Regions from separate parts of the Homo sapiens genome. Here regions 1, 3 and 4 are each linked to region 2. The links are chromatin contacts, found by Hi-C in ENCODE. All regions are on one chromosome and are shown on one strand. Each heading gives the region's core, a stretch centred on a gene start or an enhancer-like site at or near the end of the contact. The rest is flanking DNA. Distances are from core to core; before and after follow the strand shown.

What was found. A loop is a pair of places that touch in the nucleus more often than their neighbours do. Pooled maps may share reads with other maps.
Region 1: a loop to region 2 is called in a map with no recorded cell type, with 2.5 times the contacts of the local background. The contact joins two enhancer-like sites. A Hi-C loop is called at or near these places in 1 of 168 maps with a recorded cell type or tissue (GM12878), 11 of 37 single-sample maps with no recorded cell type and 9 of 50 pooled maps.
Region 3: a loop to region 2 is called in a pooled map, with 3 times the contacts of the local background. The contact joins two enhancer-like sites. A Hi-C loop is called at or near these places in 1 of 168 maps with a recorded cell type or tissue (B cell), 3 of 37 single-sample maps with no recorded cell type and 2 of 50 pooled maps.
Region 4: a pooled map shows a loop between it and region 2 (3-fold over the local background). The contact joins two enhancer-like sites. A Hi-C loop is called at or near these places in 1 of 168 maps with a recorded cell type or tissue (B cell), 2 of 37 single-sample maps with no recorded cell type and 3 of 50 pooled maps.

The regions. Positions count from the first base shown.
Region 1 is chr2:11,821,499-11,824,686 of GRCh38, forward strand. LPIN1 (lipin 1) reads left to right here. Exons shown (of 21, transcript NM_001349206.2): 21 at 3,134-3,188. Among named protein-coding and RNA genes, the nearest start is that of MIR4262, 14 kb to the right of the region's middle. Within about 2 kb of position 1,758, at least 7 of the 41 ENCODE cell types and tissues checked have a DNase peak (open chromatin) inside an H3K27ac peak, as active enhancers do.
Region 2 is chr2:12,586,544-12,589,713 of GRCh38, forward strand. No RefSeq gene overlaps it. Among named protein-coding and RNA genes, the nearest start is that of TRIB2, 130 kb to the right of the region's middle. Within about 2 kb of position 1,853, at least 8 of the 41 ENCODE cell types and tissues checked have a DNase peak (open chromatin) inside an H3K27ac peak, as active enhancers do.
Region 3 is chr2:12,055,879-12,059,291 of GRCh38, forward strand. All of the region lies in intron 2 of MIR3681HG (MIR3681 host gene), which reads left to right. Among named protein-coding and RNA genes, the nearest start is that of MIR3681HG, 50 kb to the left of the region's middle. Within about 2 kb of position 1,718, at least 3 of the 41 ENCODE cell types and tissues checked have a DNase peak (open chromatin) inside an H3K27ac peak, as active enhancers do.
Region 4 is chr2:12,031,576-12,034,875 of GRCh38, forward strand. All of the region lies in intron 2 of MIR3681HG (MIR3681 host gene), which reads left to right. Among named protein-coding and RNA genes, the nearest start is that of MIR3681HG, 26 kb to the left of the region's middle. RefSeq lists an enhancer at 3,040-3,089. Within about 2 kb of position 1,521, at least 4 of the 41 ENCODE cell types and tissues checked have a DNase peak (open chromatin) inside an H3K27ac peak, as active enhancers do.

The DNA.
Region 1 (3,188 bases), core at 508-3,007, 770 kb before region 2:
AGAGCTAGACTCTGTCTCAAAAAACAAAAGAGCCTCTGGCCTTAGTGGCCCCAGATAGCCCGAGGGGTTCCTCTTTATCTGGAGGAGTTAGACTGGGGGAGTTTGGTTCTAGGAGATTCCTAAGGATTGGTTTTCTCCATGTAGCTTCTGTGGTTTTAGATAGAGAGATAAGTTCTCTCTAGGGCAGATTTTTACTTTCAAGATGGTCCTTAAACTAGTTGGATTCTAACTGAGTGTCAATAGGGCAGTTCTAGGCTAACAGGAGTCCTGGGGCTGCCCCACAAGACTCCTCTCACCCTGCAGTCATGCCAGTACCCAAGCAGTCCTCAAGGTTTGTGCAGAGAGAGGGGAGGCTGGAGCCAAGGCCCTGTTCCCTCCTGCAGAAGGCGAGGCAGTGCCAGGCTGCTTCCTGATTGGCAGAAAAACAGCAGGAACTTGATTCCTTTCTTAACCCTTCCTTGCGGTTTCTGCCACCTCCACTGTTCTAAGTGGCTGACTGTGACAATGTCTCGTTCCCACTCCCCTCTCATTCCCCAGGCTGGAGAGGACCTACTGGGTTTCTATTTAGGATCTGTGTTATAGTCTGTTTTCATGCTGTTAATAAAGACATGGACCCAAGGCTGGGTAATTTATACAGGAGAAAGGATTTAGGCTGGGCACGATGGCTCATGCCTATAATCCCAGCACTTTGGGAGGCCGAGGTGGGTGGATCACCTGAGGTCAGGAGTTCAAGACCAGCCTGACCAACATGGTGAAACCCTGTCTCTACTAGAAATGCCAAAAAAAAAAAAAAAAAAAAAAAATTAGCCAGGCATGGCAGCTTGCACCTGTAATCCAACTACTTGGAAGGCTAAGGCAGAAGAATCACTTGAACCCAGGAGACGGAGGTTGCAGTGAGCCAAGATCATGCCACTGCCCTCCAGCCTGGGTGACAGAGTGAGACTCCATCTAAAAAAAAAAAAATTAAAAAAAAAAGGGGAGACCTCACAATCATGGTCAAAGGAGGCAAGGAGGATCAAGTCATGTCTTACATGGATGGCAGCAGGCAGAAAGAGAGCTCGTGCAGGGAAACTCCCCCTTATAAAACCATCAGATCTCATGCGACTTTATCACAGGGACAGCATGGGAAAGACCTGCCTCCATGATTCAGTTAACTTCCACTGAGTCCCTCCCACAACACGTGGGAATTCAAGATGAGATTTGGGTGGGGACACAGCCAAACCATATCAGGATCAAAAAGAACTTTGAACCAATGAGACGCTGTCCAGGAATGGGAAAGTGGCAGGTCTTGCCATGCACGCATGGAAAGAGGGACTCCAGCATCTGAGAGGGTTTGGCTAGGTGGCCTCTGCGGTCATTGCATTGACTGAGGCTCTAGGGTTAAAATGCACACCTCGCCCATGGCTTGGCCTAGGGTGGAGCTCTGCAGACTTTACTCATTGCCAGGGGATGTTGACATTTTACACCTGGACTGGAGGCGGGGTTGTTCCTGTGAGAGAGTAAATCTCCTCCCCCAGGAAGCTCACATTTCTCTGGCGCTGAACTTGGTATAGCTATTTCTGAGCCAAGTAGATGCTTGTCATTCAGAACTGGGACAGTCATCTGAAATGTCTTCAGAGGCTGGGGCCACACAGCGGGAGCAGCTCAGTTCTTTTTCCCTTTCGTTTGCGAGTGTCTGTGCGTAAGCTCTGCCTGCTTGGGAGGAGCACTGTGTGTGGAGGTCGGTCTGGGGGAGGCGCGCAGATGGAACTCGGCCTGGCCGCTCAGGGAGTGTGAGAGTGGGTTTGGTTCCAGTGCACCGCGGCCTTGTAGTCAAGCCTGCAGGGAGGGGCCCTGCTGCCGCAGCCACAAACCTCAGACAAATAAGCCTTAAAGCCGGGAGGTATTTTAAAAATCTGTCTGTTTGTTTGAATCCCAAGGAAAGACATAACTCTTGGTTTTGTATTAGGAGACGTCACTTTCCCATTTTGTGCAAGCACACTGTTTCTCATAAGTCCTTTGGAGGTCCTTTATTAAATATACACACTCGGCTTCATTTAGTACATTATTTTATACCTCAGAACATGCACACTTCTGGAGTCTGGATTTTGGAAGTTCCTTTAGGTTCTTAGCAATTTGGAACTAGACAGTGATCAGTGACTGTCAAGGAGGAATCTGGGGATGGCTGGCAGTGGGCTGGGTGTGCCAGAATCTCAGTTTGGAGGTGCCTGGAGGTCTGAACATGCATATTCAATATAGCAATAGCAACTTTCTTTTCATAGTATAAGCCACAGAAACTAACATGCAACATATTTTTGGGCATGCAAATAAAAGAGAGCAAGAGAACGTTGTAGGAAGCATTGGGAAGCCCTGCTCTAATTCAGCTCCACAGACTATAAAGACGAAGGGCTCCAAGAGGGCAAGACAATTGTCCAAGGTTACAGCAAGCAGGAGAGCCCGGGTCTCTTGACCGTCATGCCAACCAGGGCTTTTTTCTCTAAGACGTGTTGATAATTTGTCATTTAGATACATTTGAGCACCCAGTATACATTATTTTAATGTTGCATATGTTATTTTATTTAAATTATCCTTAAAACTGTGGCATAGTTTTTATTTTCCTCCCTTTACAGTGGAGGAAATTGGCTTAGAGAGGTTACGCCATTTGCCCACGATCACGCAGCTAGTAAATGGCAGAGCTGAACATCAAATTAATGTCTCTTTAACCCCAGGACCCAGCTCCTTTTCACTATGCAATGAAGCAATCTCTGTCAGGTGCTCCAAAGATGTGCCTTGTCTGTGATTCTTCCCCCGATGTCCCATATGTGACCCCTGCAGCAGGCGCTATCCCATGGCCATGGTGACTTCCTCCTGCCGTCTTTTGCTTGGCTGTATCTCCTTTACCTGTCCTTCAAGTGAAGTCAGGTCCCACCCACCTCTTCCCCAGAGCCTTCTCTGATGCCTTGTTTGCATACTCTTCATTTTCATCTCTCATTTTCAATTAATCGATAACAAATTATTCTAGAATGACTTGAGTCGTGTCGATAAGTAGGCGGTCTGCTCCTTGAGGTTGTAGATCTCTCTTGACTTCTACGTGCAGCCCTGGGTGCATAGCTGGTATCGCTCAGTGCCAGTGACAATGTCCCTTTCCTTCCAGGTATGTGAGACTCTGTGAAGTAGTCGACCACGTTTTCCCGTTGCTGAAAAGAAGC
Region 2 (3,170 bases), core at 603-3,102:
GACTTCAAGCTAAATGATGTATAATGAAACCAACTTTACCACAGGCTAATTGATATAAATAGGACTTAAGTTCCTGCAGCATATTTCTAATCACAAAAACATCATCAAACTTCTAAATAAAGAGCAAAACACTTCTAATATTAAACATTGAAATTAATATGAGCTATGCACATATTTAAGAAAGATGAATAAAAACAAGTAATAGTGCTCAATAAATACGTGTGTCTTCATTCTGCTATCTTATAGAAGCATAGTTAAGAAATATACAACAACTAGAAGTCAGTCTTGGGGTGCATTAGTTGTATATAACAAATGTACACAGATTTGGTAACTTAAAACAACACAGATTTCTTATCTTACAGCTTCCGTGAGTCAGAAGTCCAGGTACAGCGTAACTAGGTTCTCTGCTCAGACAATCAAGGTGTCTACTAGGACTGTGAACTCATCTGAGGCTTGGCATTTTCTTCCAAGCTCACTGTTAGTTTGCAGAATTCAACTCCTTGTAGTTGTGAGACAGAACTCCTGAGGTTCTAGAAGACACCTGTCATTCTCTGTCATGTGGCTCTTTCCACAACAAGGCACCTGTTTTAAATGGCTCGCCTGATTATATCAGACTCACTCAGGATAATCTCTCTTAGACTACCTCAAAGTCAATTAATTAGGGCCCTTAATTACATTTTCAAAATCTTTTCACCTTTGATGTATAACTGATCTAGTTACAGAAGAGATACCCTTCCTATTGCTCCTACACTCAAGGGGTAAGTATTGTACAAGGATGTGGGCCATTGGGGGTCACTTTAGAAGTCTGCCTGCTGCATGGGCTCTTCCCTCATTGTGTGCCTCCTCGGGCTTGCATGCTATCTAGAGGACCCAATCATCCCACAGAAGAATGATGTCAGCAGGAAAGGCCGGGAGTAGAGTGTATGTGCACTGTGTAGCCTGTGAGTAGACCTGGTTGGCTTTGTGACCTCAAGTAAGTCATTTCAAGTATATTTGCTTTTCCTATTGGGAGTCAATTCTCCATTGGGTTTTCCCATTTCTGAAGGTATTGCAAGCAGAAGCACTAAAAGATAACTATATTTTCAAGGATGTTTGTATAGCAAGAAGCCTTGGAAGATATAGATAGCATCATCCTCCAGAGTAGAGGGTAAGTTTGTTAAGTGCCAGGTAAAAGAAAGATAATGTCTTCCTTCTGGGAAAAAATTCCCACAAGTTTGCTTGCAATCTAGTATAAAAGATTTGAGTTCATGAGATTGGAGTTCCTCATTTGTGATGCACACCTGTGCATGCAGCATTCACCTGAGTCCACTTTTGTGTTGCCTCCATTAGAAGTTGGAACAAGGCGAACCAATGCAACCATGAAGTTTATGCTGCTGTCTGTGTTGTAAACAATGGTCCTTTGTCTCTGGTCCAGGAGTCTCATTTCTTCTGCCGGCACTCATGAACCTGCAATAGCTAACTTGCCTGGTTGCAAAGAAAAGAAAATCTCAGATATTCCATGGTTCTTAACATTTCCCCATAGTACCTTTATATGAGGGGTGCTTCCAACTTCACTTGCTTAACACCATGACCTATGGTCCTTCTAACTCACCCTCTAGTATCACTTCCTCCTTGGAAAGTTTCTTAACTCATCCCCTTTCTTCTAGAAAAAGTCATTCACACTCTCTTCCACACAGTACTTCCTCCTTCCTCCTTAACCACAGTTTCACTTTCCAGTTTCACTTTTCAGTTACCTATGGTTAACTGCAGTCTGGAAACATTAAATGGAAAATCTCAGAAAGAAATCATGTTGTAAATTGTGTGCCATTGTGAGTAGCATGATGAAACCTTGTGCTGCCTTGCTCTCTCCTGCCCAGCACTTGATTCATCCCTCTGTCCAATGTATCCACACTGCGTATGCTCCCGGCCTGTGAGTCACTCAGTAGCCATCCCAGCTCTCAGAATCACTGTCCTGGTATTGCAGTACTTGTGTGCAGGAAACCTTGTTTCGCTTAATAATGGCCTCAGAGTGCAACAATAGTGAAACTGGCATATTGTGATCAAGGTTCTATTTTATTATTGTTGTTAATCTCTTACTGTGCCTAATTTATGAGCTAAACTTTATCATAGGTATGTATGTACAGAAAAAAGTGTAGTATGTATAGGGTTCAGTACCATTTGCAGTTTCAGGCATCCAGTGGGGGTCTTAGAACATATTCCATAGAACATATTCCCCACGGAAATGGAGGGACTACTGTATTACCCTTCCACTTATGCCATAAAGGTCAGATTAAAAGGAAAACTGTCTTCCCCAAAACTACACATCATTTTGAGAATAAGGAATTGCAACATATCTAGTTCTATATAAAATCTACTATAGAGGACTTTCCCAAATATTTTACTTTTCAAATCAGATTAGTATTTGGAGAAGAGACATTAACATGAAGCAACCTCAGTAAACATTGGTATTGGATCTCCATAGAAGTCTCTTAACGGGATTATTAACAAAGGGGGCAAAGAAATGTAATTTAGGTGTAATTATTTCTCTGGGGATTGGGAGTTGGTGATGACCTCCCAAGTTCATTTCTTGCACGTTGTCACAAACAAGGATATCAAAACCACTTTAGGAACGCAATTGGGTAAGAGATGTATGTTGCAAAGATCATGAATAGTAAATAGAAACTTGTGACTTGGGAAAAAACTTCCAGTGACAACCTTTTATAAAGATTCAAGAAGATCTGCCTCTCAAACCTAAATAAAGATTAGGCGCACTAGGTGACTCAAAGAGCGCTTTGATTGACAAGGAAGACATGATACTGAGGAGACAGGATGAGTTCAAATAAACTTGCATCAGGAAATGAGCAGAGAAAAATTAACATACTTTACACATGATTGAATGTTAAATGTGTAGCTATTTTGAAAGGTAGATATTTTATTATTTGGCTACCTTAGTTATTTGTAGAGACATTGTGTGTGTGTGTGTGTGTGTGTGTGATCCTATTTTGCACTTCCTGACAAGGAACCTGTGGCTGTCGTTATATTCACAGCTCTGCTGTATTCGGTGGTAGTTAGTAAACGTTCCCTGCATCTTGCACGTGATAGACAGTCTCCACTTCTGAATGAGATGAAGTTAGAGATCATTGTATCCTCAACATTTTGCATCCTATTTGACACACGGTGGTCAGAAAAAT
Region 3 (3,413 bases), core at 468-2,967, 530 kb before region 2:
AGGTGCCAGCAGTGCCATGCTCCCGCTGAGACTCTGGGGAGACTCCTCCCTTGCCTCCTTTTAGTTTTTGGTGGTTTGCTGCAATCTTTGGTGCTCCTTGGCATGCCAATGCATCACACATGGCCTTCTGTCTTCCAATGCATCACACATAGCCTTCTGTCTTCACGGGGCCGTCTTCTTCCTGTGTCTCTCCCCATCACTTTCCCTCTGCATGTCTGTGTCTGTGTCCATATTTCCCTTTTTCATGTAAGGACACCAGTCACTTGGATTAGGGCCCACCCTAATTGACTTTATCTTGGTTAAATCTGCAAAGACCCTGTTTCCGAATAACGTCAATTTCTAAGGTACTGGGGGGTTTGGACTTGAACGTATCTTATTTTGGGGGGATATCATTCAACCCATAACAGCAGGCTAGGGATGGATTATGGGATTAGCAAGAAGGTTAGAATTGCAGGGGACTGCAATGGACATGAGGTGGGGGCTTCTTGAGGTCCTCACCTGAGCAGGGAAGGGTCTGGGAAGAGAGACTTTAACTAGAGGCTGAGCCCCACCTTCTGAGGATGTGATGCAGAGGTTCTGCCTCAAATCCTGCCGGAGCATTGCTTTACAATTAATTCTGGAGCCCTGCCTGCAGCTCCAGTTTGTTAAATAGGACTCTGATACCCACTCAGAGGGTTAGAGTCTGTTCCTGCCTTCCATGGTCCATTCTGTACCTGAAAGTCTGAGGCAGCTGCTCTCTGACTTCAAGCATTCATACCAGATCACCTCTTGATAATGCTGGATCAGTTCAGATCAAGCCTGACTTCACACTGATGCTGTGGCCTCCCTATAGCAGTACATATAATAATATGGTTTCCTTAGGTTGAGAACCTAATAGATACATTTCCATTAGATACATCATTTTTGATCCTCACAACAGCCCCATGTGGGGGCTGAACTAGGGTGGGGTAGATACCATCTCCTTGGAATAGGAGAAAGAATGGCAGTCCAGTGAGTTTATATTGCCTTGTACCAGGGCACTGGCTAAGAAGTGGTGAGGCAGGAGCTTGGCCCCTGGTGTAGGTGACTCCACAGGCTTCGTGTTCCATCTGCCCTGGCCTGGGGGACAGCTCTAGGAAGGTTTTGATTCATATTCCTCTTGATACCTGAATAAATTATCCTTTTAAATGGCTACCCACCTCCCTTTAACTTTTGTCTTCTGGCTTCTCAGGCCAAAAGACAGGGGTGACCAGACTGAGACAGCTGGCTGAAGGAACACCGGTCTCTGCCGACACTGCCTATGTCTCTGGGTCTGAACTGTCTGCTGAGTGTGTGGGGGCTCTGAGATGTTCCTGTTCTCCACAGAGGGCCTCTGGCTTTCAAAGCTGTGGGGGATTTATCATGCTTCAAGGTAATTGGAAGATGGACCTTCCAGAACCCCCTCGAGTTAGTCCCTTCTACCTCCTATGAGACCCTCATCATAAATGGTGCCATGAAGGTCTCCTACTGCATGTGACCTCGAAATAAACCAAAGCAGTGGCTTGACAGGTGCATGTCCTTGCAGGCAGAATTCATTCAAGGGGGAGAGCCACAGAGGAGTCACTTTGGAGTCTCTGGGTTTGCAGTGGCCCCTCTGACTTCTTACCACCCACCCTGAGAGGCATGCAGGCTGGTGAAGCATGGACCACGCCAGCTGTTTCTGTCAGCTGAGCCACAGAAGGGAACCACAGGGCCCTGAGGGTGACTTGGCCAACCACAGGGGGCCGGCAGCAGGAGGGGCCGTGGGGACAGCAGGATTTGGGTTTCCGCTTTCTCACAGGCAGACTCAATTGATGGCCTTGGGGTCCTGCCGAGCAGGGGTGACTCAGCTTCCTTTGTGTGCATGGTCGCCTCGCTGAAGAGAGGGGGGCCCTTGACAACCCGGGGCTCCTTCTGCCTCTTCTCACTCCACTTCCTGCTCGAGAAAACCTCTGGTAATTTTTCCAGTCCCTGTTTACCTTAAAACTTGTCGGAAAAAACAAGTTCGCACTTCAGATTTCTACAGCATTTGACACTTTACAAAACGCTTTCTTACACACTGGTTCATCCAATGTTCACACCAACTCTGTGTGATTGTGAGGAGGCTATTGTCATCACAGATGAAACACACAAGGAAAGTGAGACCCAGCCAGGGTAGGAGATTTGTCCAAGGCCACAGGGCTTGTTGGTGGAGGGTTGACTCTGCTGGGAGCTTGAGTCCAGGATCCTAGGATACTCATCCAGGACCTTTGTACACTTTCTTGGGAATGCCTCAATATATTGCTCTTTCCCTGTGCTCATCACATGTTCTAAAAGCACTTTGTTGATTGAGTGACTGATCATAATCTTCATCCATGTCAGATGGATGCTTAGGGATTGAAAAGACATGAGCTTTAGAGACGCAATTCAGTTTCGAGCTATACTAAGACCCTTATTAGCTATGTGACGTTAGATACAGCACACATTCCCTGAGCTGCAGTTTCCTCTGAAGAAGGAGGCTAATAATGCTTAATTTCAAGGCAGTTCTGAGATTTATATGAAATGATACGTGTCAAAGGCCGGCTCAGTACTTGCTACACAGAAGGTGCATGCAATTCAAAGCTCTGTCATCATCCTCACCATCATACTTAGCTTCCAAAATTCAAGAGAGTTGAACTAAATCTCACAGATAGTTTCTTTATACATGGAACAATACCTTTACTTAGTAAGATTTAAAAATTTCTAGACATGAATGCACAAAATAAAGTCAAATATGGTCCTGGTTGATTTAGCCACTATAATTAAAAAAAAGAAGAAGAATAATACCGCATACGTGAATGTCCACATTCAGCTCTCCACATACTCTGTATGAAGGCTTTTCATCATTTCTGTAGACCTGTTTTGTATGGCTAACATTCCTTGCCTTCTTAACAGAGTAGAGCACACATCCACTGCTTTGGGGGATTCTCTGTGTTTCTTACTCTTCATTGGACCATTTGACTTTCTTTATCCCTTCCTCTTGCTTGCAAAGGGTTACAGGGACACTCATCAAGGTGGGGAAGGGACAGTAGGTCTGATTAATTCCAGACTCTAACATGATGCTCATATTTTGGGTAAATGCATAAGCAGTCAGGAAGATCCTTCTTTAAAAAAATACTCTTCCTTTCTTCCACCAACTGGATGTCTTCTGTGTGATAACAAATTATCTTTGAAGTTGAATATATGTCCAGGAAAGATTGAAACTATTGGTGTTGCTATCTTAAATTTCAAACTCCTTGCTGTTAGAAATTATGTTGTAATCATTATCATGTGCCTGTAGCCAGGTTCCCACTAGATTCTCAATGAATGGCTCTTGAACAAGCATGATTCATTCATTCATTCATATAACAAAAATATAGTATGAATGAACCACAGAAGTTCTGCAGATGCTTAAGATT
Region 4 (3,300 bases), core at 271-2,770, 560 kb before region 2:
TTCCCTTTGGAGACTGAATAATATTCCACTGATGTATGTGGCACATTTTGTTTCTCTGTTGATCCACCGATGAACACTTGGGTTGCTTCCACCTGTTGGCTATCGTGAATAATTCCGCCGTGCATATGAATGCATAAGTGTCTGTGTGAGACCCTGCTTTCAGTTCTTTTGGAAATATGCCCAGAAGTGGAATTTCTGGATCATGTGGAAATTCTGTATTTAATCTTTTGAGGAACCGCCATACTGCTTTCCACAATGGCTGCACCGTTTAACTCTCCTACCAGCAATGCACAAGAGTCCCAGCTTCTCCACATCCTTGCCAATGGTTATTTTATGTATGTGTCTGTGTGTGTGTGTGCGTTTTCTGATAGTGACCATTCACATGAGTGCAAGGTGATATCTCATTGTGGTTTTTATTTGCATTTTTATCTGCTCATTCTTACAGCAAACATTCACTGCCAGCACACAGGTGCCAAGACCTGGGACACGCACTAGTGCCCAGAGGGGCCCTGCTGTCATCGCCCTCAGAGTGGGGTGGGGGTACTGATAACCAAATGCAAGCTGGCATTACCCCTCCTGGCAGGCAGTGAGGGGTAGCCTGCACGTGGCACTGTGGGGACCCTGGGGTGGTGTGATGCTGGCTTGCTTGGTCATCTCCAGGACTTCCTAGTAGGCTAGAGACAGTGAGTTCCAAACACTTAGGAAAAAATTATAGAATAACACTTAACAAAAAATTATAGAATAACACATAACAGTGAGAAATTTCTACTCGTTTACTTATTGTTCTCCCTGCAAGCTGGGAAAAGACAAGCATTCTTTGATTTTGCTGTTAGAACGTGGGGTTCCTTGGAACAAGTTCCAAGCACCACAGGCTTAAATGAAACATGTATTTCCACAGAGATGAAAGAAAAGGGAGGGTAAGATATCTCCTATGCAATTGCTTTGTATGCAGCCCAGGCTGTGAGGAGGAACAGTTTAGGCAACAGCAACACCACCCCCTGGCATTTGCAGAGGGCATTTAACTCTTCAAAGCACTGCCTCATAACCAAAGGAGGTGGCGTCCATGCGGAGAAAAGGTTATCACTTTTTTTTTTCTTGGCCTATAATTACTCATGTGCTTCATGCACCTGGTGGAAATTATATTTAACAGTACATGCAAATGCTTATTTCCTGAATGAATTTACATTTTCTTAGCTACTTTCTACTGTTCCCTTAATGTGGGCTTTATTAACCAGTTTTTATGCATTTTTGTTGATGTTAGCTTCTTGGCTAGTAACATTCTCATTTGGAGCTATCTTGGAGGTAGGACATAAAATGTATATGTGTTTATAAGTATAACATTCTTGAAAAATCAGTTATTAAAAAACAAAACAAAAAAGATTTTATAGCCAGAGTAGTGGAAGTCTAAGCTTCCACTACTTTCTTTTTAATGTCATTGGTTGATAGGTATTATACAAGTAATTGCTACCTTTAAAAAATTGATGAGGTTTAGTGTTTACTCCTGCTGAGTGAATTTTTTTCAGGATACCAAGCATTCTTTCTGTACTCTGAGTCATAGGTCAAAAAGTGGCTCTTAGATTCATGTATTTACTCTTTCTGAAAGCTTCTGCCTCCATTGTGGCATTGTAAAAGTGTCCTGGCTTTTTTAGGGGGAAAGGGAATGGGTGTGATGCTTTCTTTCTGGAAGCTTCTGCCTCCATTGTGGCATTGTAAAAGTGTCCTCGTTTTTTTAGGGGGAAAGGGAATGGGGTGTGATGCCTTATAGGTGAAAAGATTTCTCTTATTCCGTCAAGACACAGGAGGTCTCAGAATGGTGCGAGTTTTGGCAGCCTGACTGGTTTCTTCAGGCCATGGGAGGAAGATAGAGCAGCAATGTTCAGGGACCTGATGTGCTCAGAGAGGCTCCCAGAGCACTGCGTCCACTGCAGGATCTTTTTGGTTTTTGATTCATTCAAGAAATATGAATTTATTATCTCTATTACGGGTTGACTTCTGTCCCAACAAAAGTATGCTGGAGTCCTAGCCCCAGGTGCCTGTGAATGTGACCTGATTTAGAAATTGGGTCTTTGCAAGTATAATGAAATTAAGATGATGTCATATGAAATCAGGATGAGCCCTAATTCCATATGACCGCTGCCCCTCTAAGAAGAAGAGGAAAGACATAAACCCAGACTCAGAGAGGACATCACGTGAAGATGGAGGGAGAGGTGGGAGTGACGTGTCCATGAGCTAAGGAGCATCAGGGACTTGTGGTAAATCCCCAGAAGCCAGGAGAGAGGCAGGACGTGGATTCTCCCTCAAAGCCCGCAGTAGTAACCAAGCCTAAGACACCTGGGTTTTAGGCTTCTAACTTCCAGGACTGAGAGAGAATAAATGTCTGCTGTGTATTGCCATCAGGTCTATGGTGATTTGCTATGGTAGCCCCAGGAAACTCAGACAATGTCCAATATCCCAGATGCCACTTGGCACTGAGAAGCGTTAGGTAAAGGGGACAGTGTCTTTGCCCTGAAGAGGTAACACCAATGGAGGAACACACCCATGGAATGGGGGCAGTGGGTCCCATGTGGAGGATGGTAGGCTTTGGAGTCAGACCGAAGCAACTTCCAGTTGGGAGCTGATTTTCTTAAACTTTTTGGAGTTTGGGGTTTTTCCTTTTTACAGTGCAGGGCACCAGTGTCCTTCTCATGGGATTCCTGGTGGAAGGGTGAACACAGGTGTGGAGCTGAATGAGTTTGACCAGGGCCCAGCCTGCCGAAGGCCCCCAGCTAACACTTGCTATGGAAGGCCTGGACACACCGTCCTCACTCAGGTCATCCATTTAGAGTCAGTCTCTGCTCTTTCAAATTCACTTTGGTAGTTTTTGTCCTTGCATGGTGTTTATTTAAGGAACCATTCGGTTGGTTGAAACCTCACAGCATTTAGGTTTTGGCTCAATGCATTGGAACAATCTAGAAGGTATTTATAGCTAAAAACGTTTGTGCACCCCAAACCACATTATTTTACATCTCCTAACACTTGAACGAGCTCTGGTTTGGTTTGGATCTTTAAACCTTCTTGTGGTGTGGAGGAGAGTGAATTTTCCAACATCCCTCTCTCATCTCTGTAAATATCTTGGTCCCACCCCATCCAGTCGTCCCAAGCTGCGGTCTTCATCAGGTGACGCACAGGCAGCCCGATTATAATAACGTGGGCAGATGCTGTGTGAGGAGCCTTGATGGCCATTATTGGCAGATATTGGGCAAGACACTTTAATAGCTCACAACCTGCCTTTGTCTGGACTCACTTCAAGTCCTTTAACAG